2 separate regions of the Homo sapiens genome follow, and region 1 is linked to region 2. Evidence: read pairs that join two places in POLR2A ChIA-PET (ENCODE). Cell type or tissue: PC-3. All regions are shown on one strand. Links, peaks and the distances in the headings refer to the core of each region. The heading gives the core; the rest is flanking DNA.

Region 1 (15,871 bases), core at 5,037-13,036, 100 kb before region 2:
AGATAGATAATTATAAGTAATCGGCTCCCAGAATTTTGGGGGCTGAGAGCCCCAAAATCTGCAGTCCACAAGCTGGAGATGCAGATGAGCCGATGGTATAGTCCCAATCCAAGTCCAAAACCCTGAGAACAAGGAGACTCAATGCTTTAAGTATCTGTCTGAGTCTGAAGGCCTGAGAACTAGGAGAGTCAATGGTGTAAATACCAATCCAAAAGCCAGCAGGCTCAAGACCCAGGAAGAGCTGGTTTTTTAATTCAAGCCTGAAGACAGGAAAAGACTTATGTTCCAGCTCAAACAGTCAGGTAGGAGGAGCTCCCACTTCTTCAGACCTTTTGTCCTATTCAGGTCTTCAATTGATTAGGTGAGGCCCAGCAAATTAGGGATGGCAATCTGCTTTTTTTTTTTTTAGAGATCAGATCTCACTCTGTTACCCAGGCTAGAGTGCAAGTGGCATGATCATAGTTCACTGCAGCCTTGAACTCCCGGGCTCAAGTGATTCTCCCACCTTAGCCTCCTGAGTAGCTGGGGCTACAGGCACATGCCACCAAGCCCAAATAATTTTATTATTTTTTTAGAGACAGGATCTCACTATGTTGCCTAGGCTAGCCTTGAACTCCTGGCCCCAAGCAATCCTCCTGCTTCAGTTTCCCGAGTAGCTGGGATTAAGTCAAATGTTAATCTCATCCAAAAACACTCTCACAGACATGCCCAAAATAATGTTTGACCAAACACCTGGCTATCCTATGACCCAGTCAAGCTGACATGTAATTAATCATTACACTATTCTATACTCTGTGTGTATATGTGTGTGTGTGAGAGATGAAGACTAAATGTAATTTTAATGTATTCCAATTATACCTAATAGTTGAGCAGTGCTCTACAGTTTATAAAACATTTACATATACATTACCTCATTCAGTCTTCACAGCAGTCAGTATTATGAGTATGGAAAATGAGGCTCAAAGGGGTGGCATAACTTGTTCAAAGTCACACAGCTAATAAGAAGTAGAGTTGATACTTGATCCACGTGATCTGACTCAGATCCAATTCTGTCTGCATCATACCATAGCTGCTTTACTATTGCTATGTATTTGTTAAGCATTTTGACCTCCTTAAAGAAGAAAAGGCTGTTGCAAATGAAGTCTGCGGCAGCAGCTGTATCCCCAGCTGTCTGAAATGCCTCCACCAGGTTTGGCAACAGCTGTCTTAGCTTGACATCTCACTGGGCTTCTGTCAGAGCCCCACCTTAGGGAATGACAAGTTTAATAAAGAAAAATCCAACCTTCCCCCTGAACTCCTAGTTTTGCAGATGCAACTGACATCCGACAGGCTTGGAGGCCCTCACTGCAGGGAATGGTGTGACCCCAGCCTCCCAGCTCATAGATTATATGTTTGGCAGCTTTCTCTGCAATTGGTTGGCAACATTTGTGCCTTCTCCAGATCCTACTCCCTAGTCTCAATACTAATTTAGATGCAGTTCAAACAAACACTGAGTATTTCATATGTGCCAGGCACTGGGGATATATAAAAAGATGAGTAACACATCATTTCTGCCTCAGGGACACCCAAAGTCCTACAGAAGAGTTAGAAACTTTATATTGCCAGTATGTCTGTGGAGACAATACCATTACCATGGCAAATGGGCCCCTTTTGAACAGAGAAATTCTAAGGAGATTGCTCAAAAAGTTAAATACGGACTGGGTGCGGTGGCTCATGCCTGTAATCCCAGCACTTTGTGAGGCCAAGGTGGGCGGATCACGAGGTCAGGAGTTCAAGACCAGTCTGACCAACAGGGCGAAATCCCATCTCTACCAAAAATACAAAAAAATAGCTGGTCATGGTGCCGCGTGCCTGTGATCCCAACTACTTGGGAGGCTGAGGCACAAGAATCATTTGAACCCAAGAGGCGGAGGTTGCACTGAGCTAAGACCACACCACTGCACTCCAGCCTGGACTACAGAGTGAGACTCTGTCGCCAAAAAAAAAAAAAAAAAAAAGTTAAATACCATGTTGACAATTTCCTCTGGGAGGAACAAATTCAAATGCCATCAAGAATCTCAGAAGGGCAAGAGCTGTGGAAGGGGCACTTCGAAATCTCAAACAATAAACACCTTTGTTCATGGGTACATAGGTGTTTGTTATTTGAGAACTAGAACCTCATTTTTTATCCTACAAAACAAGACAGTGGTCAGCATGTCAAAGGCCACATGAAAGCATGATATGTTAGGGGACAAAAAAGCAAAGCCACATTATTTGGAGGACAGGGTACACAGAGGACAATGTCAGGAGGTGAGATTAGAAAAAAGGGTGGTGAAAGGGCTGGGTACAGTGGCTCATGCCTGTAATCCCAGCACTTTGGGAGGCCAAGGTGGGCGGATCACAAGGTCAGGAGTTCAAGACCAGCCTGGCCAATATGGTGAAACCTCATCTCTACTAAAAATAGAAAAAAAAAAAGCTGGGCGTGTTGGCACATGCCTGTAATCCCAGCTACTTGAGAGGCTGAGGCAGGAGAATTGCTTGAACCCGGGAGGTGGAGGTTGCAGTGAGCCAAGATCGCGCCACTGCACTCTAGCCTAGGTGACAGAGCGAGACTCCGTCTCAAAAAGAAAAAAAAAAAGGAAAGAAAGAAAAAGGAAAAAAAGGTGTGAAGAGGTTTCAATGTCATGCCAAAATGTTTAGAATATATCCTGAATGGAACCATAGAAGATTTATAAGTTGGAGCTGGGGTTAACATGTTTTGATAATGTGATTTAGAAAAGTGATGCTACTACTTAGCAGAGGAAACAGCCATTAGAGAATAGTCAGAGGGAATATTAAAATGTCCCAAGTGAGAGACGATGAGGGTCTTAATCAAGGGGGTGGAAATGGAAACAGGGGAAGGATTGGAAAGACCATTCAGAAGTGGAATAGTCAGCTCTGGGTAAGGAGAGGTGTACAATATCTAGTTATGTGGCAGGGTACTAGAGAAGGTATGAAAGAATCCAGAAAAAGAAGTGGAGAGGGAGAAGGTTCGAGAAGAAGTTGTGAAGTTTGGCTGGGGCTGGACATGCTCAGTGTGAAGGGTTTACAGACCTCCAAGTGAAGATCCTTAGTGGACAGACAGAAAGGATAGCCCAGGAAAATGGAGTGGGCTTACAGATTAAGCCATAGGAGTGAATGAGACCACTCAGGAAGGCAGCATAGAGAGAAAGAAGATGGTGAAGAACAAGGCCAACCCTCAGGAACACTGACATTTAAGAGCCAGACCAGGAGTCAAAAACTGGAAATGGAGAGCAGTCACAAGAGATAAAAGAACTAGGAGACAGCAATGGCAGATTGGCAAGAGTGAGCAATAGCAGCAAATGCTGCCAAGAGATTACAGAAGATTAGAAGTACGATGGAATCTCTAGATTCCTCTGGAATTTGAAAGGTCATTAGATTTAGAGAGAAAAAAAAAAACAGTAGGGGAATAGATCAAATAAGAGTGGCAAAATGTCCATCATTGTTGAAGCTGGATCACAGGTACATAGGTGTTTGTTATAATGCTGTCTCTACTTGTGCATATGTTTGAAATTTTTTCCAAATAACAAGTTGAAATTCTAAAAACTAACACATAAAAAAGATAAAATAAGATCTCATGACCAGCTTCTAAGATAAGGGTTTCAGTTTAAATAGCAAATGGGAAACAAATGGGGGTAGGGGCAGTTGGTCTCAAGTGTAGTATTTTGAACTTTTGCTGACAATGTGACATGGCTGTGGGGCTGGACTGGGCCCAGTGCTTGTATCATTCATTCAGTGTCAGTACAGGAAACAGCTGACACTCAAATTAGGATGGTTCCCTGAGGGCTTAGTAAAGGAAGTATTTATGGAGTAGAAGCAGAGTGTAGAGAAAGCACAAGGAGTCCTGCAGGGATGCCTGTGCTGGTAGCAGCGGATGTCACCAGCTTTCTCTCATGCTCTTGGTGGAATGCAGCCATGCGCATGTATTTCTCATGGGCATACAGGTTGAATGGCGGTCAGCTGGGGGCTCTGTTTCAAGCTGGTGTCTCCACCTGGGCTTGGCTCCTCTTTGTCGATCAAGCTCTGGGCTACTCCACATGTGTTCATTCTGGGCCCCAGACTAAAGAGGCAGCAGTTGCCCAGGGGAAGCTCTTCCTGTGAAGATGACAGGCACAAAAACAAAACAAAACAAAACAACCCCCATGCAATGGCTTTCCTCTTAATGCTAAGGCTTTTCCTAAAGGCTTAGGCTTGAAACTGGCGCAGATGGTTGGGTGTACCCACATCTCATGGGCCAAAGCTAGTCATAAAACCAAGCCCAAACGCAAGGGGCAATATATCCCTCCTTTTTGGCGGGGAGTAACTACAAAGTCACATTCAGGCAAAGAGCATGGAAACCAGGAGGGGTGAAGAATTAAGTCCAATAATTCATCTGCAGCACACTCTGAAAGCAAGGGAGGGAAGCCCGTAATAGAATCCAGAAAGTCATGAGAAGACCCCTTGAGAGAAGGCCTGACCTTCCATCTGGAAGAATGTGAAGAAATCCCACAGGGAGGATGCTAGGGGAATACATGTCCTGACTCCCTCAGGTCTTCTCTCCGGCTGCTCACTCCCCAAACCCAGCCAGAAGCCAAAAAGCAAAGAAGCCCTTTGATCCTTAAAGGTCAGGCTCCCGGGACAGGTAGCAGCCTGGAGAACAGCAAGAGTGAGTCTGTAGAGCCAAAAAGAGGATACAGGCCCACGCACACAGTTCATAGTAAGCAGATGAGCTGGGACATGAATTCTGGCAGTTTGCTCAGAATCCACGCTCTTGATGACTATAACGTAACATCCTCCTTTCTAATCCCTGCTTGGGGGTCCCACTTCAATTTTTTTTTCTTTTTCTTTTTTTGTTTTTTTGAGACAGAGTCTTACTCTGATGCCCAGGCTGGAGCTCAATCTTGGCTCATGGCAACCTCCACCTCCCAGGTTCAAGCAATTCTCATGCCTCAGCCTCCTGAATAGCTGGGACTACAGGCAAGCGCCACCACACCTGGCTAATTTTTATATTTTTAGTAGAGGTGGGGTTTCGCCATGTTTTGGCCAGGCTGTTCTTGAACTCCTGGCCTCAAGTGATCTGCTTGCCTCGGCTTCCCAAAGTGCTGGGATTACAGGCGTCAGCCACTGCGCCCGGCCCCACTTAAATTTTTTGTGGCCTAATAAAGCAGGTGAGCCCTGATTTTAGGCTCTGGACATACAAAACTTAGAATTTAGTTTCAGGGGCTCATTCTCTCCACCCCATAGAAAGTATTCTTTGCTTATAAAAGAACTTACTGCTACTAGAGCAGGACCAAGTGAGGGTGGTGTACAGGCTAATAGCAGAGACTCAGTGTGTGAACAAAACCCTCACCTCCCTCCAGGTCCAGCCCAGGAAAATGGGGAACCTGTGGGATCAGAAGTTGCAGATGATCCTACAGGTGGCCTGGACCGCTACCTGGGCTTCTGATCCAGGGGGAAGGGCAGTGCACCAAGAGAGAGGCTTTTCCGCCCACAAGAGACACAGCTGGAGGTGGAAACAGGCAATTAAGACTGATTGTCTGACTCAGCAATCAAATTAGGCTGTGACAGCTATTGATAGTCAAGAGGAGGCAGGTTGCCTGTGGGAGTTGAGAACAGGCAATCAGTGCAGATTGACGCTTGAGAGGATCTGGGAGCAGATTGTGTCCGAGGGCTCTGGGGAGCCACCTCCCAAAAGGGAACACTTTGCTGAGACCCACCAACACTCTCCTGGTAGGCTATAAGGAAGCTCTCAATGTTTGTGCTGATTGTGTTTCTTGGAGACAAATTAATGGCAAATGAAGCCAAAGTAATAATAATTAGCAGCATTTTTTTTAAAGCAGTAAGTTGTTCTTTTATGAGCAAAAAATCCTTTCTTTGCTTATAAGCATGGAAAGGATGAGCCCCTCAAACTAAATTCTAAGTTTTGTATGTCCAGAACCTAAAAGAAGGACTCTCTTTATTAGGCCACAAAAAATTGAAGTAGGACCCCAAGCAGGCAATAGAAAGGAGGATGTTGCATTATAGTTGTCAAGAGCGTGGATTCTGAGCAAACTGCCAGAATTCACATCCCAGCTCAGCTGCTTGCTGTGAACTGTGTGCGTGAGTTCAGGCAAGCTACGTGCCAATGTGTCCTTAGTTTCTGCATTTGTAAAATGGAAGCAATACCATACAGCCTAGAGTTGTGGATTTAATGAGTTAATAGATGTGAGCACTTAGTAGTGTTGTACACATAATGATATTCGAAGGTTAGTTCTTATTATTGGCCCCAGTAAGCAGACTCAGGGACAATCCCCTGTCCCACATTCAGGCAGCATCCCTACCTTCTACCACTGCACCCTGTGTCACAGTTGGGAGCCTGGGAAGAGAGCGGTCCAGCCCTCTACCTGAGCCTAACTTTCAACTTGATCTTACCCCAGCACTGAATACAACTGAGACAGGATTGCTCTCATCACCTAAGGCTAGAATCCGGGGGAAATTTCCTTTCTCAGTGAGTGCCCTGACCATTCCATCCACCATTGACTCAAGTTGATGAGAACAATTAAAGGAAGAGGTGCTAGCTGCAGAAGGAAATCAGTAGTTTAATGAAAGGCAAAACAAGCCTACTAGAAAGACCAGTCCAAACCAAAAGAAGGAATTGACAAAGGCAGCTTAGCTTCTTACCATGGTGCTTCAGGAGTTATTGAGTCCCCCGTCTCCCTGAAGTTTCTGTCCCTGGGTGGTGTCTCTCTCTTCCTTCACTTTTTTTTTGTTTGTTTTTTTGAGCAGATTCTCACTCTGTCGTCCAGGCTGGAATGCAGTGACGCGATCTCAGCTCACTACAACCTCCGCCTCCCAGGTTCAAACGATTCTCCTGCCTCAGCCTCCTGAGTAGCTAGGACTACAGGCCTGCACCACCACGCCTGGCTAATTTTTATACTTTCAGTAGACATGGGGGTTCATCACGTTGGCCAGACTGCTCTCGAACTCCTGAGCTCAAGTGATCCACCCACCTTGGCCTCCCAAAGTACTGGGATTACAGGCGTGAGCCACCGTGCCTGGCCTCTTCCTTTACTTCTTTTCTTTCCCTCTCCCTCTCGCTCTCACTTCTTTCTTTCTCCTTCACTTTCCCTCTATCCTTTCTCCCTCAGCTTCCTCACTCTCTTTTTAAAACCTGCTTTATGACAGTTTTTACATGTGTTTTGCCCTTGGTTGTCTGTGGATCCATAGCTCTCAGTACAAATACAAGGGTTTTTTTTTTTTTTGCCTTTCAGTTAGGACAGCTGGGATCTATTTCACTAGCTCCATCACTAATCCCCTGTATAATGGTCAGCAATAATAACAGCAAACACATGTTACAGTCAATGCACATCACTGTGGCCAGGTGCGGTGGCTCACTCCTGTAGTCTCAGTGGGTGGATCACCTGAGGTCAGGAGTTCAAGACCAGCCTGGCCAACATGGCAAAAGCCCATCTCTACTAAAAATACAACAATTAGCTGGGTGTAGTGGCATGCACCTGTAATCCCAGCTACTCGGGAGGCTGAGGCAGGAGATTCACTTGATCCTGGGAGGCGGAGTTTCCAGTGAGCCGATATTACTCCATTGCACTCCAGCCTGGGCAACAAGACTCTGTCTCAGAAAAAAAAAATGTGCATCACTGCATCACTCGCCCTTCTAAGTTCTTTATGTGTAATAATAACTCAGTTGTCAGGACATCCCACAAGGGGGTCTTTTATTATCATTATCATCACCTGTAGTAAACCAGATGACTATTCACCAAATACTTTGGGTTCCCTTCTTCAGAATTCTTGCTGGTAGGAGGTTTAAACCATCTCCACCCTGTCGAACAGAGGAGTGACCCCATGACTTTCTTTGGCCAATAAAAGTCATAAAGGGTGATGTGACACTTCCAAACAAGAAGGATTAAAAATCAGTGAGTGCTTGGCCGTGTTCTCCTTTCCTATGCCACGATGACTGGCAGTGTCCCAGCTAGTGGTGGCTCTGTCTGAGGATGAAGAATGCTTGGAATGGGCTGGATGCGGTGGCTCACACCTGTAATCCCAGCAATTTGGAAGGCTGAGGCAGGCAGATCACCTGAGGTCAGGAGTTCAAGACCAGCCTGGTCAACATGGTGAAACCCCATCTCTACTAAAAATACAAAAATTAGCTAGGCTTGGTGGCAGGTGCCTGTAATCCCAGCTACTTGAGAGGCTGAGGCAGGAGAATCGCTTGAACCTGGGAGGCAGAGGTTGCAGTGAGCCGAGACCATGCCATTGCACTCCAGCCTAGGCAACAAGAGCGAAACTCCATTTCAAAAAAAAAAAAAAAAGAAAGCTTGGTATGGAGCCATGGCCAACTCATGAAGCACAGAAAGTATGAACAAGAGATAAATGTTTGTTATCTGTCTTGGAGATTTCTGGAATTGTCTGTTACCACAGCATAACCTAGCCTATCCTGACTGATAAATCCTCATTTTCAGGTAAGGAAACTGAAACACATTTAGAGCATGTCTTGCAGTCTGGCTCCAAAGTCTGAGCTCCTAAATACTACTCTATTTTACTTCTATGAGCCTCAATTTCTGGTTTATGAAGCGAGGTGATCTGTATCCTAGTTGAGAGTGACAAATGTTGTTTCTTTCAGTCTTGTCTATTTGATTCTCACTCAGTCCATTTCCTGCTTCTTTTTTTTTTTTTTTTTTTTTTTTTTGAGTTTTAAACATTGCCAGCATGTTTCTTTTACCGCTGATGGCTGTAAAGGGAACTAGATGGCAACATTTGTTTAGGACCAGGGACTCCTACTACCATTGTTGCCAGCTCAGGACACCTTAGGAAAGAATTCCTAAACCTCCTCTTCTCCCCACCAGGTCTCCTAACTTTGGCATTCTTGGAAGGATGATAATAATTGCTTTCATTTATTAAGTAGCTGCTATGCTGCAACAACTACACGAACATTGTTTCTAATTCTTAAAGCCACACTATAAAGTAGGTATTATTCTCATTCTTTTTGATGAGGAAACTGAGGCCCAATAACACTAAATAACATGTCTAAGGGCTGGCCGCGGTGGCTCATGCCTGTAATCCCAGCACTTTGGGAGGCCAAGGTGGGTGGATCACCTGAGATCAGGAATTCAATGCCAGCCTGACCAATGTGGTGAAACCCTATCTCTACCAAAAATACAAAAATTAGCCAGGTGTGGTTGTGGGTGCCGGTAATCCCAGCTACTTGGGAGGCTGAGGCAAGAGAATCGCTTGAACCCAGGAGGCAGAGGTTGCAGTGAGCTGAGAGCATGCCATTTCACTCCAACCTGGGCCACAAGAGCAAAACTCCATCTCAAAAATAAATAAATAATAAAATAACATGTCTAAGGTCAAATACCTAGTACATTTAGACTCCTGATTCCCTTTCAGAGCCATCTGACACATAAGTTCTTTCCACCAGGCTGCTTGTCGTAGAAACCATCACTCCAGGTGATCTTCTGGTACATTCCCTTTTATTATTTGTGACCTCAGAGGTATCCGAGTCTTTCAGTATATTCTATGTTAAATAATATTTAAAATGCCCCAGGAGACACAAAGAAGAGTCTTCTGAAGAAGGAAGTAGAGGGACGGTTAGCTGAATCTAGGCAAATTCCTAAGAAAGTCTTAATGTAGCAACAACAAAAAACAGAGAGGCTTAAGAAATAAAGTGAAATAGACTAAGCAGTTTGATGTAGGTATTTAAATAAGGCTGAGCACAGTGCTGAGGAGTCTGATTTGAAGCTTTCTGAGCTCTCAACCAGAAATTAATGAAGCAAACCTCCAAGGGACACATCCCAATTAGACCTATTTTCCAGATGATCGACTAGGACCCCAAAGTCTGATTCCTGTCCCTGGTACTCATCTTGGAACAAAATTATCCCTGTTGAGAAGCTATGCACCAAATACCGCTTGCACAAATAACTGCCTGATTTTTACAACAGGTCTGTGTCTTAGGACTTCTTGGCTGCCACCTTAGGATAATGAGCTCATTGGTCATTGCTGTGTTTCAATAAATATTTTTTTCCTGATAATGAGCCAATTTATAATTTAAAGCCAGACATTGTCAGGCCTGGGATCTTTTATAAAAAATGTATCATCATAATTGTTGTTATTTGGTATTGCCATCTGGGTCTCATTTCACAAAATAAAAGGCTTTCTTGTGCTTCTGGAAGCCACTTCTTCCGGGATAGTGTGTCCTCAAAACACCCCCTCACAGCATGGCCTTACGAATAGCGAGTTGTTCATGCAGCCTCCTCCAAACACTTTCTCCTTCGTGATCCCATTTTTAACAAAACCCCCAAATGATAATACCCCCTTATTCAGGCAGCTGCCATTTATAGAGTGCCTGCAATATGCCGGGCCTAATGCCAGATGCTGTGGAGAATGCAAAGCCGTAGAAGACACAGCCTGGCCCTCAACACTCAGTCTGAAAGGCATTAAATAAAAATTCGTACAATTGCGCGATGTTAAAATTTGGAAGCCACGTTAGGATATTTTGCTTTATTGAGGAAAATTAAGGTTCTATCACTCCATCAAGCCTCATTTTACCCCACCATCAAGGAACAGGATGTTGATATAAATCAATCAAATTTAGTATTTCTTGGCCGTGGCTCAAGCCTGTAATCCCAGCACCTTGGGAGGCCAAGGCAGGTGGATTACCTGAGGTCAGAAGTTTGAGACCAACCTGACCAACATGGTGAAACCCCACTTCTACTAAAAATATAAAAAAATTAGCCAGGTGTGGTGGTGGGCACCTGTAATCCCAGCTACTTGGGAGACTGAAGCAGGAGAATTGCTTGAACTCAGGAGGCGGAAGTTGCAGTGAGCCAAGATCGCACCACTGTACCCCAGCCTGGGTGACAGAGCGAGACTCCATCTCAATCAATCAATCAATCCATTGATCAGATTTAGTATTTCTTGGACCACTCTGCCAGGAAGTGGTGCTTTGGGTGTGAGAAGAAAAGAAGCTAAAGTTCTATAGCCCTCTGAAAGTTCTCTGTGGCCCCTCTCAGATACCTCTTTTGCTGTTATCTCTTCACAGTCTTCTCTTTCTTCTTAGACTAGGGAGAGAGAGGCATGGAGCTACCTCCCCACTGGGAATGATCTTCTGTTTCCTTCAGTGGAAACAAAGTGAAGCCTGGGGAGAAGCCACCAGGTCGACATAGGCTGGCAAAATGCTCTCTTGCAATTTCATAGGAGGTGACATTGGGGTATGACATGGTAAGAAAAATACCCAAAACATTAGTTCAAGAGAGTACAACCTGTCCTTTATTTATTTATTTATTTAGAGACAGGGTCTCCCTCTATCCTTCAGGCTGAAGTGAGGTGGTGAGATCATAACTCACTGAATCTTTGTCCTCCTGGGCTCAAGTGATCCTCCCACCTCAACTTCCCAAAGTCCTGGGATTACAGGCATAAGCCACCACACCAGGCCTCTTTTTTATTTGTTTTTTAAGGCAGGGTCTCGTTCTGTCACTCAGGCTAGAGTACAGCGGCACAATCAGCTCACTGCAGCCTCAAACTCCTTCACTCAAGGGATCCTCCTGCCTCAGCCCCCAGAGTAGCTGGGATTACAGGCTGGAGCCACAGCACCTCGCCCTCAAGCTGTCCTTTCGTGACCCACTGAACCATTCATTGTTGAAAAGGCTCATCCAAGAATTATGTAACATGCAATGAGACAGTATCCTCTATGACTTTGCTATTTACTATTAATTAAGGTTGAGAATCATCAGTGATGTTGCATGTTAATTTGTAGATTTTTGATTAGCAGAGAAGCAAATGATTTCTGAAAAGTAGAAACTCCCAAAGGTTGTAGTGTATTGCCCTATAGGATATTAACAATGTATCTAGCCCAGTGACCTTACTCTGATGTTCTTTTTTAAAATTGCCTTCAAATAGCCCATTCCTCAAATAGGCTTGTCAACTTGCTGTGCCATGATGCCCAAATATTTGGGCAAATATTATTCTGGATGTTTCCATGAGGGTGTTCTTAGGTGAGATGAATATTTAAATCGGTGAACTTTGAGCAAAGCAGATTACTTTCCATAACGTGGGTGGGCCTCATCCAGTCAGTTAAAGGTCTGAATAAAACAAAAGACTGACGTCTCCCGAACAAGAGGGAATTCTATCAGTAGATGGTCTTCAGACTTAATCTGCAACATCGGCTCTTCCCTGAGTCTCCAGCCTGGCAATTTATCCTACAGGTTTTGGACTTGCCAACCTCCATAATTGCATGGGCCGATTTCTTAAAATAAATCTCTCTATCTCTTTCTCTGTTTACATCCTAGTGGTTCTGTCTGTCTAGAAAACCCTGACTAGTACACTATCTTACTGGTTCCTTCACTAATTAATGAGTTAAATAACACCTTTAATACATGTTTATTCTGTTGTTTTATACAAGTCATATTTTTATTTCACTTTTGAAATTTATAATTTAACAGAGGGTAGAGGCTGATCTAGTGATAATAGAGGATTCCTTTGTGCTGGCCTTGTCCTCTGGCAGTTATCTCCCCTGGGAACCTCAAGGAGGGGAGGCTGAGGCACAAAAGGATGCTGGTGCATGCAATCTTAGATCTTAGCCAAATACTACTTCCTGACATCTCACTGAGAGCACAAGCCACATATTGTAAGAAGCAGAACTTTGAAATAAAATTATATACAACAAAATAAATAAAGTAGTATTGGACTTTCATCCAAAATATAGAATAAATATCCATACATTAGGCTGGGTGCGGTGGATCACGCCTATAATCCCAGCACTTTGGGACACCGAGGTGGGTGGATCACCTGAGGTCAGGAGTTCGAGACCAGCCTGACCAACATGGTGAAACCCTGTCTCTATAAAAATACAAAAATTAGCCAGGCACGGTGGTGCATGCCTGTGATCCCAGCTACTTGGGAGGCTGAGGCACGAGAATGACTTAAACCTGGGAAATGGACGTTGAAGTGAGCCAAGATCGCGCCACTGCACTCCAGCTTGGGCAATAGAGTGAGACTCTGTCTCAATAAATAAATAAATACATATCCATATGTTCATACTGATAGAAATAAATGATTGAAAAATAAATGGGAGAAGGTTCAAATCTGTGCAGAAGTCCCAATAATTTATGTAGATACTCCACCCTTAAGGAAGTGGAGCATAACTCCCAATTCTTTCAGCACAGACTTTACATAGTAACTTTCTGCCGACAAGTAGAGTATGAAAACAGGGAAGATAAAGAGGAAGTTGACGGTAGGCAAACCTGACAAGCACTAACTCAGCCAGGCAATCAAGGTTAACATCAACAGTGACAGTATGTACCCTTGACATGATATAATGAAAATGGCATTTTTAACTCTGGTTTTCCTCTCAAAAACACATAGCCCCAGTTTACTCATGAAAAAAACATTAGGCAAATGCCAGCAGAGGGACATTCTACAAAATACCTGACCAATACTCCTCGAGATATTCAAGGTCATCAAAAGTAAGGAAAGTCCTCTCCAGAGGAACGCAGGGAGACACTCTGACTAAATGTAATACAGTATCCTGGATAAGATCCTAGAATAGAAAAAAAAGGACATTAGGAAAAAACAGAGGAAATTTGAATGAAGTATGGATTTTTGCCAACAATAATTTATCACTATGGGTTTATTAATTGTGACAAATACACCACACTAATGGCAGATGTTAATAAAGGAGAAACTAGATGAGGGGTATATGGGAACTCTCTGTACTATCTTCATATTTTTTTTTAAACAAGCAGTCAAATGAAACTGAAGAGGAAATATATTCTATTTTGCCTGGAAAAATATCTCCTTCGCACCTTCTTGAAACACTTGTTAGCAGTGCCAGGTACAGGGCCCACCCAGAACAAAGCTGAATAAATGTAATTTCAACACAGTTTCTAAAATACAGCTCTTAGTGCCCTCCCAGTTTCTGAGGTTCTTGGCCTACTAAGAACCAGGGGTGGCGTGCAAAGATGTAGCTGGTCTTGCCTGTGCTTGCAGAGCAGAGTAAAGCCTAAGTGAGGTATATATGGGATCCGTCCTCACTTAGAATATACCTGAGGGAGACTTTGAGGGGTGATCTGCCAAGGATACTGAGCCAAGCTTCTTCCCAGGAGCTCCTGTTTGAATGAAATGTTAAATAGCACAGACAGGGCCCAGAGTTAGTGGGGTGTAGCTTGCTGGGCAGAACTGGGTTACTCCCTGGCGTGCCTCCCTGATCCATGGATGAGGCAGTGGGAGGATGTCCCTCCTAAGCAGTCCCTTTTTATTAAAAAGAAAAAAAAACTTTTAGGTTTAGGCGTACGCATGAAGGTTGGTTACATAGGTGAACTCATGTCATGGAGGTTTGTTGTACACACTATTGCATCACCCGGGTATTAAGCCCAGTACCCAGTAGTTATCTTTTCTGCTCCTCTCCCTTCTCCCACCATCCACCCTCAAGTAGAGCCCAGTGTCTGTTGTTCCCTTCTTTGTGTTCATAAGTTCTCATCATTTAACTCCCACTTATAAGTGAGAACATGAAGCATTGCTTTTCTGTTTCTGTGTTAGCTTGCTGAGGGTAATAGCCTCCAGCTCCATCCATGTTCCCATAAAAGATAGGATCTCATCCCTTTTTATGGCTGCATAGTAGTCCATGGTGTATATGTATCACGTTTTCTTTATTCAATCTGTCATTGATGAGCATTTAGTTGATTCCATGTCTTTGCTATTGTGAATAGTGCTGCAATGAACATTCAGGTGTATGTGTCTTTATGGTAGAATGATTTATGTTTCTCTGGGTGTATACCTGATACATGCCTGGTAGGTGGAGGTTGCAGTGAGCCAAGATCGTGCCACTGCACTCCAGCCTGGGCAACAGAGCAAGACTCTGTCTATAAATAAATAAATATCCATACATTCATACTGATAGATATTCCAAATAATGGAGTTATCCATTATTTGGAATTATCCATTATTTGGAATTTCTATCAGTATGAATGTATGGATATTTATTTATTTATTTATAATGGGATTGCTGGATTGAACAATAGTTCTGCTTTTAGCTCTTTGAGAAATTGCCATACTGCTTTCCACAATGGTTGAACTAATTTACACTCTCACCAACAGTGTATAAGTGTTCCCTTTTCTCTGCAACCTCTCCCCATCTGTTGTTTTTTGACTTTTTAATGATAGCCATTCTGACTAGAGTGAGATGGTATCTCATGGTGGTTTTGGTTTGCATTTCTCTAATGATCTATGATATTGAGCTTTTTTTCATATGCTTGTTTGCCACATTTACGTCTTCTTTTGAAAAGTGTTTGTTCATGTCCTTTGCCCACTTTTTAACGGGTTTGTTTGTTTTTCTCTCGTAAGTTTAAGTTCCTTATAGATGTGGATGTTAGACCTTTCTCAAATGCATAGTTTGCAAATATTTTCTCCCATTCTGTAGGTTGTCTGTTTACTGTGTTAATACTTTCTTTTGCTGTACAGAAGCTCTTTAGTTTAACTAGATCCTATTTGTCAATTTTTGGCCTGGTGCAGTGGCTCACACCTGTAATTCCAGCACTTTGGGAGGCCAAGGTGGATGGATCACTTGAGGCCAGGAGTTTGAGAACAGTCTAGCCAACGTGGTAAAATGCTGTCCCTACTAAAAATACAAAAATTAGCCAAGCATGGTGGTGCACGCCTGTAGTCCCAGCTACTCAGGAGGCTGAGGCACGAGAATCACTTGAACCTGCGAGGCAAAGGTTGCAGGGAGCTGAGATCTTGCCACTGTACTTCAGCCTGGATGACAGAGCAAGACCCTGTCTCAAAAAAGCAAACAAACAAACAAAAAATGCTTTTGTTCCAATTGCTTTTGGTGTCTTCTTCATGAAATCTTTGCCCATGCCTA
Region 2 (15,871 bases), core at 4,001-12,000:
GTCTGTACTGTAGATATTCATTTTTTTGTCTTCTTTATATCTCCTACCTCACTTTTCCTTTTTGTAATATGTAATCACCACAACAGGCAGTCTTGGGATCAAGGAGAGGGGCTTGGGAGATATTTAACTCCTCAGTATCTCCATCAAGTCCCCATTCTTTGATAGGACAGTTAATCTTTTCATAATCTTCAATGCAGTGCTATGCAGAGGCATGTTCTTGTACCTCCTTCCAATCAGAGAACTGCGTGTGTCCCTCAATGCAGAAAATCTGGAACCACCATCAAGAACAAACTTATATACCTTTGAGAAAGGCTGAGAGAAAAAAAAAAAAGCCGTATGTATTAGGTATCACTATTCTCTTTACAGGTGAAAAAGCTGATTCATAAAGGTTAAAGGTCTAAGATTATTTAGCTAGTAAGCAAATGAGTTGGAATTAGAACACAGGTCTTATATTATTTTCTTTCCTCTATTTTTTAGGTATCCCAAATTCCACTTAAGGTTGATGAATGGCCTACTGGTCAGTTGAAAAAATTCAATTTGTGTAGCATTGTCTAGCACAAATGCTGAAAGTAGGTCTCCTCATCTGCTAAGGGATATAAGCAAATTCAAAGCCTCTGGCCTTTCTTGTGACACATGCATGAAAGTAGGTAATAAAAAGAAAAGTAAATATTATTTTATGCCACAGTAAGTATAATGTTAAAATAATTTCAGTACGTTTAATTTTCTTTCATATATATATATATATGTATGTATATATAATTTTTTTTTTCTTCCTTGAGATGAAGTCTTGCTCTGTCACCCAGGCTGGAATGTAGTGGCGCGATCTTGGCTCACTGCAACCTCCGCCTCCCAGGTTCAAGCAATTCTCCTGCCTCAGCCTCCCTAGTAGCTGGGATTACAGGTGCCCACCAGTACACCTGGCTAATTTTTGTGTTTTTAGTAGAGACAGGGTTTTGTCATGTTGGCCAGGCTCATCTCGAACTCCCGACCTCGGGTGATCCACCTGCTTCGGCCTCCCAAAGTGCTAGGATTACAGGCATGGGCCACTGCGCCCAGCCCGATAATTTTTATTACAGTAAGTTTGATTAGAGTATGAGTGACCAAAATCTATTTCTAAAACATAGAGTTATTGGTGAATTAGAAGGGGGTGGATGTTATTCCTTATTGTCAACATGGTTCATGTAGACTGTGGAGATGAATGGATTACATTTGGCTTTTATTAATGCTTACAAGCTGTATTTTTCCTTTTTTGCTTTTTTCTAGTTCTTATTGAACAGGATTGATTTGAAAAATTCACATGTAAACTCAGGATGCTGGGCTCTTATATCATTTCATGGTGGATGATTTGTGTAAAATTGCAACTGAGTGAATTTCATTCAAGCAGTAGGAATCTTGAAGATGTGAGTCCATTACTAGCAAATGTTATGTTCTGAGTATATTGTCTGAGTTTTTTTTTTTACCTGCAGTCACAGAGCAGTGACAGTTCATACCATTGTACATAGCCGTATCATACTTCATTAAGCAGTTTTGTATTGCTCTAAAATCACTGTTTTTGCTTTTTTCCTCAACAATATGTGTCTGAGTTTTTTTTCTCTTAGTAGGATTAATAATAATCTACTTTCCCTGGCTGTGATGCTCTTTAGAGATCAAACAGCATTTCTAAGTTGCAAGGAATCTTCCACCCTGTTGTCTTCTGCTTTTACACACCCACACAGTCACATGTTAATGAATGTGATAGTTCTGTAGGTTATTATTTCTTTATGCATATAAATATGTTTCATGGTACTTAAAGACAGGGTAGGGTAGTAATACTGACACTGATGTTAGAGGGAAAAGTAGTGAATAAAGCCAATAAAAAAACCAGTAAAGGATATATCCATCTGTGAGGTTTTGCTTATGCTCATTATAGCAAACTCTTCATTCATTCACTAGATAAACCACTAATTCGCATTTTACCAGATGTTCCCCTTAAGCAATATGAAGCTACTCCTTTTCCGCTTTGATTCTATTTTGCAATATATCTTTTCTATCAGCATTAGATTCAAAGTTACCCCTGGACTGTGCCCTCAGTTTACTCATCTGGCCTTTGTCACTGAACAAGAATTGTACTCGTGGAGGTGTATTGGCCTTTTTGAATGAGCGTCTTCACTCCTGCCTCACTGCTTTTACTTATGATGTTCTTGTTTGGAATTTTTCTTCCTCCTATCTGAATCCTATCCTGATGAGCCAGTTCATATTCCCTCCTTTCAAGAAGCCTTCCTCTTCAGTCCACACTGACCACCTCCTTCTCTGAACACAGCATAAATTACCTTGGCTATTGTTAACTAAGTGTTTCATGTCACCTACCTATAGAAATATTGAATCTTTTAAAGCATAGGATGAGGACCTATCATTCTGATCATGAAACAAGTTCTTCTGCCCAGAATTTAATAACATATTGTTGAACAGTATGGGTAGAGTAAATAACAGTAACACAACTATGTATCCATTGTTTACTTATTTGCTATATGTAGTGGTATGTATTTTACATATACCGTGGTTAACCTCACAACTGTTACAGGTGAGGAAAATAAGGCACACATAGATAGGGTTAAGTGATTTGCCTGTGTCATGTAGTAGCTTCTTTTTAGTAGAGCCAGGAACTCTTAGTTATCTCATCCATTCCAATCTGTGAGTTTCTCAGGTGTTTCTATCTTTCATAACCTTGATCCTATTGAAAAGTAAGCACCTGTACTTTTAGAGCAATTATATAATTTGAAATCCACACATGTGGACCCATGTGAAGTTTAAATTCTTAACAATAATGATATAAAACAGTTCAATAGTATTATGATTTCAAATTTAATTTGAAGTCAGTTTGAAAAATAATAAATTTTTTTCTTCAGAAGTACAAAGTTAAAGGCTTGGAGCTAGTCTTGACAGGAGAGTAGTGTTTAAGAAACAACTATACAACCGTAGCATGTATTAGGGAGGCCTATCTCAATTTGTTGTAATGCTAGATTTACATCACAGATGGTAGCTTCAGCTTTGATTTTAGCTCTTTCATGGAAAATAATGTGTTTTACAGCATCAGGGATTGTAAACAAGTTCCAAAGTTGAGTGCATTTCAGAAGTTTTGGCATAGCTCTAAGCTTAGTAAATTCATCTTCAGAATGTCATGAATATTGAGTTTTTGTTGGTCATATTTTGCTTTCAGCTCTTGAATTTTGTTCATGAAAATGTGAGCCATGCAATGGGATAAATGCTTGGTAATTCAGGCCTGTCCCTGAGGGATCCACCTTGGAGGTAAACACAGACAATGAAAGTGTGATTCCTTATAAAATTTGTAACCTTCTTTTGAAATTGAGTTCTAGGAAATATTCTCAAAGTTTTAAATTTAGTGATTCTGTTGAGTTTGAGGATTGGTCAGCTTATGAAAAATGAATGCAGTCTCCTATTATTTGATCTACATGTCTGGTTTGAATCAGAGCACTTGTGTTTCCTTGATCATATCAGCAGTGCTACTGCTTTTTGCCCCCTGTAGTTTCAGTTTTGGTGTGTTCAGATGTCTTGTCACATCATGGAAGAACAATTTTTTTTTTTTTTTTTTGAGACGGAGTGCCGCTCTGTCGCTCAGGCTGGAGTGCAGTGGCGCGATCTCAGCTCACTGCAATCTCCGCCTCCTGGGTTCAAGCAATTCACTTGCCTCAGCCTCCCTAGTAGCGGGGATTACAGGTGCCTGCCACCATGCCCGGCTTATTTTTATATTTTTAGTAGAGACGGGGTTTCACCATGTTGGACCAGGTTGGTGTCAAACTCCTGGCCTCAGGTGATCCGCCCACCTCGGTCTCCCAAAGTGCTGGGATTACAGGTGTGAGCCTCCGTGCCTGCCTGGAAGAACAATCTTAGAGTCACCAGGGCGTCTGACAAGTTGAGCCACTCCAAGCCCTTTAATTCCAAGTGTCCTTGATCTGAGGAAGCAGCTTAATAAATCTCTTGAACAGGTTTTCACAGCCTAGCCATATGACTGCATTAAAATAAAGTCAACTTCTTTATACCTCTTCAAATATTTCTTGGATTTGTGAAGATTAAGGTGACTGAAGAGTCACAATCTCAATCTGTCACTGCTTTCATCATGTCATGCAGTGAACCTGATTCATTCATTCAGTAAGTAGTTTTTGAGATTTCTATGCCCTAGGAACTATTCTATGTACTGGGGATACAGCAAAGAACACCAAGCTTACTTATTTTTTAAGGGGACTAAACAGAGACACAGGTAAAATATACAGTATAGCAGATGAAGATATGTACTGTTTTGGAGAAAATTAAGTTAGGAAACGGGGATGGGGAGCCGTGTGTGTGTGTGTGTGTGTGTGTGTGTGTGTGTGTGTGTGTGTGTGTGTGTGTATGTGCCTGCAGTTTACAATAGGGTTGTCACGAAAAGCCTCACTGGGATGAGGGGGCAAACAAACTTGATATTTAAGAAAGGAACATTCCAGGCAGAAGGAATAGCAAGTGCAAAAGTCAGGAGGCAATCCTGAGAGCTCAGTAGCATCAAGAAAACCAGAGTGGTCTGAGAAGTGGAAGGAAGGGAACAGCAGGTCCAGGCTATTTTGTGCCCAAGCATCTAGGGTGTTGTTCCAAGCCATTATAAAAACTTGACTTTTGTTCTGCATGTGACAGGAAGATATTATGGGGTTTCGAGCAGAGGAGTAATAAGATCTGGCTTTCCAATCACGTTATTGAAACTAGTGTTGAGGGGACACGGGTGGAAGCAGATAGAAGGCTATTGCAGTAATAGAGGTGACAGATAATGGTGACTTGAACGAGAGTGGTAGCAGTGGAGAACTGATAGGACGTGGTCAGATTCTGGCCATATTTGGAAGACAGAGCCATCAGCATTTTCTGATGAACTGGATAGATGCTGTGAGAAAGTGGCAATAAGGTTTTCAGTCTGAACACCTGAAGGTGGAATTACTGTTTACTGAAGTAGGGAAGGCTGTTGGTGGAGCAGGTTGTGTAGAATATCAGGAGTTGGTAATAGATGTGTGTTGTGGATGAGACAATGGAACGTGAGTGTGGTCAGCCTCATCTCTTGAATACACTTCAGAAATTTGCACAACCCTCTCTTTACTGCAGTTACTCCATTCATGATAATGATTTAAACTTTTCAGTGTCTAAATCAAGTGTCTTAGATTCCCTGATGGCAGGTACTCGTGCCTGTTAGCTAACTGGGTTTCAAAGAAAATCTCAAATCTCAAGCAGGCCACACTCTGGTAAGCAGGTAGCACAAGATCCAGTGGTTCTATGGGGAGCCAAATGTTTCTGCTGCCACACCATATAGGTGAACCTGGAAAAAACAAGCAAACAAAAACAGAATAAAATGGAAGCCTCAACAATAATTGAAAAATACAATAAACAACCCATGTTTGCAAAATCAGGCACTGAAAACAATAGGGCTGATGGGAGTTGGGACGGACCAACTAAAACTGAGGAACTTTGTAAACCAAGTAGCCTAATAGGGCTTGGTCCTTCCCATGTAACCAAGTAGTGCATGGGAAGTACTCAAAAAATGTTAGTGGCAGTTCTGTTGTTGACACAAGAGTACTAAAAAACAAAATAAAACAAGAGCCAGCACAGTCAACTCTAACTGGTACTTGTTTCCAGTATCACAGTCAGAAAATTCTGTGTAGCTGTAAACCCTGGGGCTCATGCTTTCTTCTTTGGGAAATAGGTGTTAGAGGGTATTTTGCTTCCAATAGAGACCATTTGGATAAAAATTGAAAAGCTGATCCAGCATATAGCCTTCTTAATCCATTGTTTCAATACAGGGAGGAATGTATTTGCAGCCTTCTTTTTTTTTTTTTAAGACAGGGTCTCACTCTGTCACCCAGACTGGAGTGCAGTGGCGCTGTCTCCACTCACTGCAACCTCTGCCTCCCAGGCTCAAGCGATTCTCCTGCCTCAGCCTCCTGAGTAGGTGGGATTACAGGTGTGCCACTACCGCCTGGCTAATTTTTTTTTCTTTTTCTATTTATTTATTTATTTATTTATGAGATGTAGTCTCGCTCTGTCACCCAGACTGGAGTGCAGTGGTGCGGTCTTGGCTCACTGCAAACTCCGCCTCCCGGGTTCACACCATTCTCCTGCCTCAGCCTCCCGAGTAGCTGGGACTACGGGCGCCCGCCACCACGCCCGGTTAATTTTTTGTATTTTTAGTAGAGATGGGGTTTCATCATGTTGACCAGGAGGGTCTCGATCTCTTGACCTCGTGATCCACCCGCCTCGGCCTCCCGAAGTGCTGGGATTACAGGCGTGAGCCACCGCGCCTGGCCTTTTTGAATTTTTAGTAGAGACTGGGTTTCACTATGTTGGCCAGGCTGGTCTCGAACTCCTGACCTCAAATGATGTACCCGCTTCGGCCTCCCAAAGTCCTGGGATTACAGGCATGAGCCACCATGCCTGGCTGTATTTGCAGCTTTCTCATCTGCATTTGCAGCTTTGCCAGATAACTTAGAAGGAAAGTATAGTGGTTTTTGAAGCCACTGAATCAGCTACCACATATGCTAAAGTAAGTCACTTCTGTAGACTTTCAGCTTTTTTTTCCGCCTTTAAGGTCATCTTATATTGCCAAGGCTTTCTCTTTAATCATGAGAAAACTTGTCTATGCTTGAAAACATTATTATGCTGAGAAAAATTGCATGTGAGCCAATGTGACTTCACCATTATGCCAACAGCATTCATCTGTTGCCAGTCAGATATGAGGTAATGCTTGTCAAAGAAACTGCAGCAGAACAAACTGTGCTGCTGACCTAGGACTCCTTAGATTTGCCCTTCAACCCGGGAACCAAACTCAGATCTACCTCCTTATTGATAGTCTAGGATTTTTCAGTTTAAAATAGGTATTCCCCGGGAGGCGGAGCTTGCAGTGAGCTGAGATCGCACCACTGCACTCCAGCCTGGGCGACAAAGCAAGACTCAAAAAAAAAAAAAAAGGTATTCAGTAAGAACAACTTTAAGTTATTTTAATAATATGCTCAAAAAACATTTGAAAAAGCTCAACATCTATTTTTTTTAAGCCATTTTAAAACTAGGAAAAGAAAACTTTTTTTTTTTTTTTTTTGAGACGGAGTCTGACTCTGTTGCCCAGGCTGGGGTGCAATGGCACAATTTCGGCTCACTGCAACCTCCGCCTCCCGGGTTCAGCTGATTCTCCTGCCTCAGCCTCCCGAGTAGCTGGGACTACAGCTGCACACCACCATGCCCAGCTCATTTTTGTATTTTTAGTAGAGACGGGGTTTCACCATGTTGGCCAGGATGGTCTCAATCTCTTGACCTCGTGAGCCGCCCGCCTCGGCCTCCCAAAGTGCTGGGATTACAGGCGTGAGCCACTGCGCCTGGCCGAGAAAACTGTATCTTTAATAAGATCCACTGTCTTAAACCAACAAGTCAGTCTTGTACTCGACAGTGATACAGTAGGGCATCTTCAGTTTACATCAGGAATATATAAACCTTCTATCACCATTAACATTGTTCTAGAAGTTCTAACTCGTGCAATAATCCACCATACCAAAGTAAGTATAATGATCTGAGAGGAGATAAAATACAAAAAAAAGAAAATCAACTAAAAATTACAAGTGCTGTATTTGGTAAGTATACAAAAATCAGTATCTTTCTCAAGTGTTAGCAATAACCAGTTAGAAACATGTAGCATAAAAAAATCCCATTTATCAAAGCGTCAGCAAATATAAAATTAGAAATAACCCTAACAAATATGTCCAGTTGAAATGAAGAAAACTATAAAACTTTTCTTGAGGTTTTTAAAATAAATAAATGAACTAGAGGGACATACATTGTTTCTGAATACAAAAACTAGAATATTGAGATGTCACTGTTCCAATTAAATTTAACGTGATTTGAGTAAAATTGACAAAATGATTTACAAAATGATTCTAAGCAAGAAGCATAAAGGGAGGACTAATATCAAAATTAAAAAATAGTGGTCAACACTGTGTTGCAGTTTAGCAATAATGGTCATGAGTTGAGGTATTGGAGGTAGAGTATAGGATTCCAGGTCTAGCTCTGATTTATCAGCCACATGACTATGGCCCAGGTACCTAATGTCTTCAAGGATAACTTTACTCACCTGTAAAGTGTAGGATTAAATGAGATAAAGAGTTGAGCAAATTGCTGGTGCTTGGGAAGTACTCAAAAAGATGTTAGTTGCTATTTTGTTGTTGACCAAAAGTTAATGGAAGGTAATAGTCTACACATAGACCATAGTATAAATAAGAATTTATTATTTGTTAAATTAGCTGTTCTGAATTAACAGTATTACTCACACTATACGTCAAAATAAATTCCATGAAACCATAAACAGGTATTAATAGAAGAAAACAGTATTAAATAGCTGAAGAGCTTTAAAGTGTTGAGACAAGGTCTAAAGTCAAGTTGATTTGGCTGTACAAAAATTTGTTTCCACAAAAAGAAAAACAAATTGGGTAACAAACTGAGGCACAAGTAGTGTTGTATTGGTGTTTAACAACCAGCTCTCCAAGTGAAGAAAAAAAATCCAGATTTGCTACATTTGCTGATTTCCATGGTGTATATACTCCCACTATGACTAATTTTAAGCTACCGATGTAAAGTCCATGAGCAGAAGTTAGGAAGAAATGTTCAAGGTTGTCTCTCATGAGCTGGTGTGAGTCAATGTGAGATCACTGCAGCACACAAATGGCACAGACATGGCAGGACATGCTGAGAAACCCTCTTAAGATCACCCAGCCCACCGAGGTGAACCTGTGACTCCCAGGCCAGAGCACATTCCTTTTTGTAGTTGCCTTCCCCAGGAAGCATAAGATAGACATAACAGAGCAAAAAATTCACTGTTGTCATGGAGAGCACCTTGAGGGAGCTGGACCTGTAGATGCTCTCAGTAGAGAAATCCCTGTAGGGTGGCTGGGGCGTACCCTGGGAGCAGCCTCTTTGGGAACAAAGTCATACAATGACTGAAGATTAAGGAGAGGGGTGTTGCTAGGCAAATGCTCTGGACCAGAACAGAGATGTTCCTCTGGTGCCTTCTTTTCTTTCCGAAACCTATGATATTCTTGGCAGTGGCACATGTGTTTTACTCTCTTCCTTGATAAGGTGCTTATAGTCTTTCTCTTTGTTTTTTTACTATCTTTTTGATATTATTTAATTATTGCCTATAATAGTTTTCATAAATGTGGTCACCAGAAAGATGAGTCATGGAGGCAGTGGTAGTATATGAATGCATGAAGGGTTGTGTCTAGGAGTGACGACTAAGGTGATATCTTGTTGTAAAGGATGTGTCTGATACGGGCCAGGCAGACATGATATCGTCTGGAAGGGAGGTTTGAAGGTATAGAGGCTTGGGGTCCTTTGCCATGTTTGTTGACATAGGGCTTCCATCAGGGGCTTGCACTTTTTATTCTACAGTGGATGACTACTAGCTGGTCATTTCGTAACCCAGGCTTACATGTGCCATCTTAAAATGGGTTGTTCCTTTGTGATTGCATCTGTAGTTCTAATAGAAGATCAGCTTATTCTTGGGTGGACTTTGTGGAAAGAAGCAGGATTTAACTGGCTTTCAGAGAAATGAAGACTTTGTGAATTTGGGAGCCATATTGTTTAAGTTGTATAGTTATTTGAAGCCTGTGACTGAGAATCATTACTTAGGGCAGTACAGAAAGAACCAATTGACATGGAGTGGGATGGGGTACAGAGACTGAGGAGAGAAGAAAATAGTTACTTTTGTGGGATTAACACAGATTAATTTTACACTGTGAGAAAAGTAGCTGTAACAGACACATAGAAGACTGGCTGGTGGGCAAGATAAATTGCCGTAATTGTATACAAACCAGTGCAGGTCTGTCTGAGCTTGGGACCTGGCTTTACAAGTGGGATGTCTTAATGACTCATTGGGTGTGGAGGTTTATAGATACATGTGTTTTTAGAGCATTTACTTATTCAAGTTAGGCTTATTAGCATTCATTTTTCTTGGTTGCTTTTTTTTTTTTTAAGAACAAATTTAGTATCTCTCATTTGTAGAGCTATTAATTTGATGGTTCACTGTTCCCCCTCACTTATTTGAGTGTGTCTAATCTAATCACTTTTGATCTTTAGCTGGCTTTCCTTAACTCAGCTTCTGGTGTGCCCATATGTTTTCTTGTGAATGTTTGCTGATCATGGAATCATTGAATGTCAAAGTTGGAAAGGACTGCAATAGTCTTCTGATCAGACTGTCAATTTGATGTTTGAGTCCTCTGTGTTATTTCCTTCTCTACTTGCTTCTTAATAATAGATTGGGTCTTGATTTTTTTTTTCTTTTTTTGAGATGGAGTCTTGCTCTGTCAGCCAGGCTGGAGTGCAGTGGTGCAATCTCGGCTCACTGCAACCACCGCCTCCTGGGTTCAACCAATTCTCCTGCCTCAGCCTCCTGAGTAGCTAGGATTACAGGCGTGCGCCACCATGCCCGGCTAATTTTTGTATTTTTAGTAGAGACGGGGTTTCACCATGTTGGCCAGGCTGGTCTTGAACTCTGACCTCGTGATCCACCCCCCTTGGCCTCCCAAAGTGCTGGGATTACAGGCGTGAGCCACTGCGCCTGGCACGTCTTGATTTTTTAATAGTTGGAATTTGCCAAGAAGGAGGATTTGGGGGTTTTGTGACGATATATCATCTTCATATACAGCAGTCACTTGGAGATAACCCATTGGTCATACTTAGGGGTAGCTGAAGGTCAGCTGGTTATCTGATGCTGAAATGTCAGTGCACATTCAGTGGCCCGTGCTGCAGGATACTTCAACCTTTAATTTTAAACCTTGGGCCACAGATGGGAGTTTAGTTGGACTTTGGACCCAAATTGTAAGGCCAGGTTAAACTCAGCACTCTCATGCTCCTAGGACTTCCTCCATGGTTCTGATCTATTTCCGGGCATGGAGCGGGTGCTGAAGGTTGGTTGATTGTGGAGAAACAACCTTGTTTTATCCAAAGATAGTAAGGCAAGCCTGCAGATCTAAGAGCTGCTTATTTGTAAATTATACTGAAATGCTAGGAGAAGTTCTCTGGAAACGGTCTAAATTGTAGTTCTTTAATATTTTCTGCTTGTAGAATTTGAATGGGAAGTACTTGGTGTGGTTTAGGTTTTACCAAGGAAGGCCAGCTGATAGCTGTGAAGAGGCGCTCTGCTAAGTGTCATTGACCTTAGAATCCACAAAGCTCTGGGGCTTTGGAGACTTAGAACTTTATTTTGCTAGATTTAAAGTGTACTCTTCTCTTAACGTAGAATTCATGTAAAACTACATCATAAGACACACCTATCAACCCAGCAGGCTAATTTATTCAAGAATCAACTGACAGGCAGACCAGAAATTTTTTGTCAGTTTGGTAAGTGTGAAAGTAAAGCCAAATTATTATTATTTAAGAACTATTACATTTATTCTTAATAGAAAAGTAGTATGGTTATTTTTTAAAAATCCAATCCCAATATGTGCGAGTCCTTTCTCATTCCACCTTATGAGATAACAAATGTTAGCAGCTTAGTCTGTATATATTCTTCCCAAGTGTCTGTAATTGCAATAAGCTCCATTGCTCTATTGCTTTATTTTTCTGTAGTTCTCTAGTTATGTTTTGCACTCCACTTGTCAACCTGTGGAAGGCAAGAGCACAGTCAGAAGGTTGCCTGATGACATGGAATCAGATGAAGGGAAGGGGAGTAGGCTGGATGACCCATGGTGCAGCCTCAGTTCAGTAGCCTGAATTGTCTATTCAGCAGTAAAAGCACGTCTGCATGAGAAGCTAGGTGCCAGAGTTCACTCTTCTAGGACCCTTTCCCCAACACAGTTTGGAAGGACAGTATCAAGGTTTATCTGTCACACTTTTATTTTTCACTATAACTACCCAGGTACAAATCCTGGCACCTAATAGGTGCTAAGTAAATAGTAGTATGTGTCTACCTGCCCTATCCATTTCCTATTTTCTGACAAATACAGTCTTTTTTTTTTTTTTTTTTTAAGAGATAGGGTCTCACTTTGTTGCCCAGGCTGGTCTTGAACTCTGAGCTCAAGCAATCCTCCCACATCAGCCTCCCAAAGTGCTGGGATTATAGGCATGAGCCACTGCACCCGGTCCTGACAAGTACAATCTTTCTGTAGCTGTGTTTATACTGCAGTCTGGTTTTGCCTTGTCACGTGAGTCCTTTGATCTCTATAAGATGATTTTTCTAATTCAGATCTATTTTATGTTATATTTTAGTTGTCTGCAACATTATTTACCCTCTTCCCTTGTGTTGCCTACAGAGGGATTGAAAGTCAGCACCTTATCTAGTAATTCTAGTAACTTCTGATTTCTCAGAAACATGATTTTGTTCATCAAATTTCATTATTACCCAAGTCTTTACCTTAAAGACCTTCCACTTTCATCTCGTATATCTGATGCGGTAGCTATATGAAAAGTGTTCATATGGAGTCTGTCATGAAGTCAGCAGAACTCTGCAGGTGAAGTGGCCAATGTGGACCCTTTGAAGTGTTTTAATGTGATTTCTTTTATACATATAACAAATTTATTGAGATATAATTCATATACCATACAAAATGATTTTTAGTATGTTCATAGAGTTGAATAGCCACCGCCACAATCAGTTTTAGAACATTTTTATCACCTCAAAAGAAACCCCATACCCATTAGCAGTCATTCCCCATTTCCTCTCAACTCCCACTTTCTGTCTCTATAGATTTGCCTATTCTGGGTATTTCATATACATTGAATTATATAATATATGGGCTTTGTGCCTGGTTTCTTTCACTTAGAATGTTTTCAAGGTTCATTCATGTTGTAGCATGTGTGTATCATTACTTCATTCCTTTTTATTGCAAAATTATATTCTATGGCATGGATGTACCATATTGTGTTTAATCACTCATCAGTTGATGGGCATTGTATGTGATTTTTTTAATAGCAAAGTAGCACTTTAAGTATTATTGTTTTTGAAATACAATCAAGTGTTTTACAGAATTTAGGTGGAAGTTACAGATGGCTAGGAGGAAACAACAGTTTGTTTCTGCCTGTTAAATATCACTGCAGGTGTTTTCTTCAAATATCAAGAGTAATATTTGGACATTTGGAAATTACCTTTGAAATCAAAAGACAAAATATGTTAATAACATGCTATTCTTGGTTATGACCTATAATTTTCCTGTAAGAAAAAGTTAACCATGTAAAAAAAAATAATTTACCCACTGTCTCACGCGTCCATGTGAAGAGACCACCAAACAGGCTTTGTGTGAGCAACAAGGCTGTTTATTTCACCTGGGTGCAGGCGGGCTGAGTCCGAAAAGAGTCAGCAAAGGGTGGTAGATTATCATTAGTTCTTATAGGTTTTGGGATAGGTGGTGGAATTAGGAGCAACGTTTTGCGGGCAGTGGGTGGATCTCACAAAGTACATTCTCAAGGGTGGGGAGAATTACAAAGAACCTTTTTAAGGGTGGGGAAGATTACAGAGTACATTGATCAGTTAGGGTGGGGCAGAAACAAATTACAGTGGTGGAATGTCATCAGTTAAGGCTATTGTCACTTCTTTTGTGGATCTTCAGTTGCTTCAGGTGATCTGGATGTATACGTGCAGGTCACAGGGGATATGATGGCTTAGCTTGGGCTCAGAGGCCTGACACCCATCTGGCCAACATGATGAAACCCCGTCTCTATTAAAAATACAAAAATTACACAGACATGGTGGCATGTGCCCGTGGTCCCAGCTACTTGGGAGGCTGAGATGGGAGAATCACTTGAACCTGGGAGGTGGAGGTTGCGGTGAGCCGAGATTGCGCCACTGCACTCCAGCCTGGGCGACAGAGTGAGACCCTGTCTCAAAAAAAATTTTTTATTTTAGATAAATTAAGCTGTAGAATGTACTGCGGTATTTTTACTGCAATTCTTACGCCTCTCATTTTCCTCTTTTCCCTCCTTTTTTCCACATAGTTCATTCCACAGTGTCTACACAGGATATGCTAACCACAGTAAACAGAGCGCAGCAAAGTGTCATGGGTCCTGGCCCAACTGTCTGGTTCACATTCCTGCTGTAGTACGTACTGACCATTTGAGTTGGGCATATTACTTAACCCCCTTTGTCTCAGTTTCCTCATCAGTAAAATGGGAATAATAACAACATCAACTTCATAACACTTGTTCTGAAGAATAAATGAGTTAATACAGGCAAAATGGCACATGGAATATGCTCAATAATATTAGCTAAAATCTGTCTCTTTGTATGGTATTATGATTTAGTGTTACACAGTCACTTTAAGTACTTGTATAAAACATCATTTTGGTAATAGTCTTAATTTTGATTGATCTATAATCTTTTTCTACCTTAATACGTGCAGCTTTTCCTATAATTTCGCCAACCCTCAATTACGAACTCAAATGGGTTGTGTTATAAAAGGGAGGACAACCAGGCACAGTGGCCCATGCCTGTAATCCCAGCACTTTGAGAGGCCAGGGCAGGAGGATCACTTAAGGCCAGGAGTTTGAGACCAGCCTGGGCAACATAAACGAGACCCCATCTCTACAAAAAATAACAATATCAGCCAGGTATAGCAGTGCATGCCTGTAGTCCTAACTACTCAGGAGGCTAAGGTGGGAGGATTACTTGAGCCCAGAAGTTTGAGGCTGCAGTGAGCTATGATCCTGTCACTGCGTTGCAGCCTGGGTGACAAAACAGGATTCTCTCTTTAAAAAATAAATAAAATAAAATATGAAAGGGAGGACAGAAAGGGTAGAACCCAGAGACAAGGAAGGTAAATTAGCAAGAGAACAGCAGAAAGGTGAAAGTAAAGTAGCTGAATCTCTTAAGCTCCAAGCACCCTTCCTTTTATATGATAAGTTATTTATTGAATGAATGGATTTTTAAGTTTGGTTGATTACAGGTTTCAGAATTGAAGTTTCCTTCAACTTCCTTTAAAACTTTAAGACCTCACAGTCTGTATGTTTATCAAAACATCATGTTGTACACCTTAGATATATATACTTTTTACTACTCAATTATACCTCAGTAAAGCTAGGTGGAAAATTTAAGCTATAAAAAAGGCATTTCAGTTTTTCTCATTGTATTGTCATTTGAAAGTTACTATTAATTTGTTTCTTACACAATTGTCTATAAAACTGTGTACTCATTCGTTGCTTCTGGTTGTATTTCCCTTACAACTAGTTTTTCAGTTTTCAAACACACATTTTATAATATGTACAGTATGGGAACAACTTAAAGATGTTTGAGATGAATATTTGTGGGAACTCACTTTTTTTAATGCTTCATAGGGAAGATTTTCCTGTATCCCACTAGGAAAGGACATAACAATGATTTAGGGCTTAGTCCTAGGAACTTAAAATCATTTATCCTGAAAACAATGCATGCTATAGAGTAGTTGTCCTTACCTTGCAGGTGGGGAGGTCAGTTCAGCTGATCATCTACTGTTTAGAAGACTAGCTAGAATTCAAGCCCAGGTTTGTGTTCCTTTCCCTCTCCATACCTGTTTACCTCTCTAAATTGCCAGTTTTCCTGCATTCTTCAGGAGAAATCTTGCTCCTACCTGGGTCATTCTCAGCATACAGCTTTCTAAGGAAATTTGAAGTGTTCTAATCTCCCATCAATAAGTGTTAGGTTAAATGACTTAAACATTTTCTGGTGGTTTTGATATATAGGTGATATAATGAGGAAGTAGAAAAAGCATAATCTGGATAAATGGGAGCATATATTATATATAATGTATGTTATTTCTTTCATAATTAAATAGCATTAATGGAAATCAGAATGGGAAAAATGCATTATAAATCAAATTACTTAAAAATTGCATCATCCCTTTCTAATGCTTACATA

The links. ChIA-PET counts read pairs that join two places held together with the same protein. Peaks named below come from ENCODE experiments on the same cell type or tissue, not always from the same donor. Only the 100,000 strongest peaks of a DNase experiment are listed, where the experiment ranks them.
Region 1: POLR2A ChIA-PET joins it to region 2 with 14 read pairs; 3 of 35 experiments call an interaction of 5 or more read pairs at or near these places.

Annotation. Positions count from the first base shown.
Region 1 is chr9:105,167,942-105,183,812 of GRCh38, forward strand. No RefSeq gene overlaps it. Among named protein-coding and RNA genes, the nearest start is that of SLC44A1, 69 kb to the right of the region's middle. RefSeq lists an enhancer at 5,307-5,895. In PC-3, for the core only: no CTCF peak of the experiment used is centred there; no DNase peak of the experiment used is centred there.
Region 2 is chr9:105,272,234-105,288,104 of GRCh38, forward strand. The region is part of intron 1 of SLC44A1 (solute carrier family 44 member 1); the gene reads left to right. Among named protein-coding and RNA genes, the nearest start is that of SLC44A1, 36 kb to the left of the region's middle. RefSeq lists a silencer at 4,541-4,741. In PC-3, for the core only: no CTCF peak of the experiment used is centred there; no DNase peak of the experiment used is centred there; H3K27ac peaks cover 339 bases.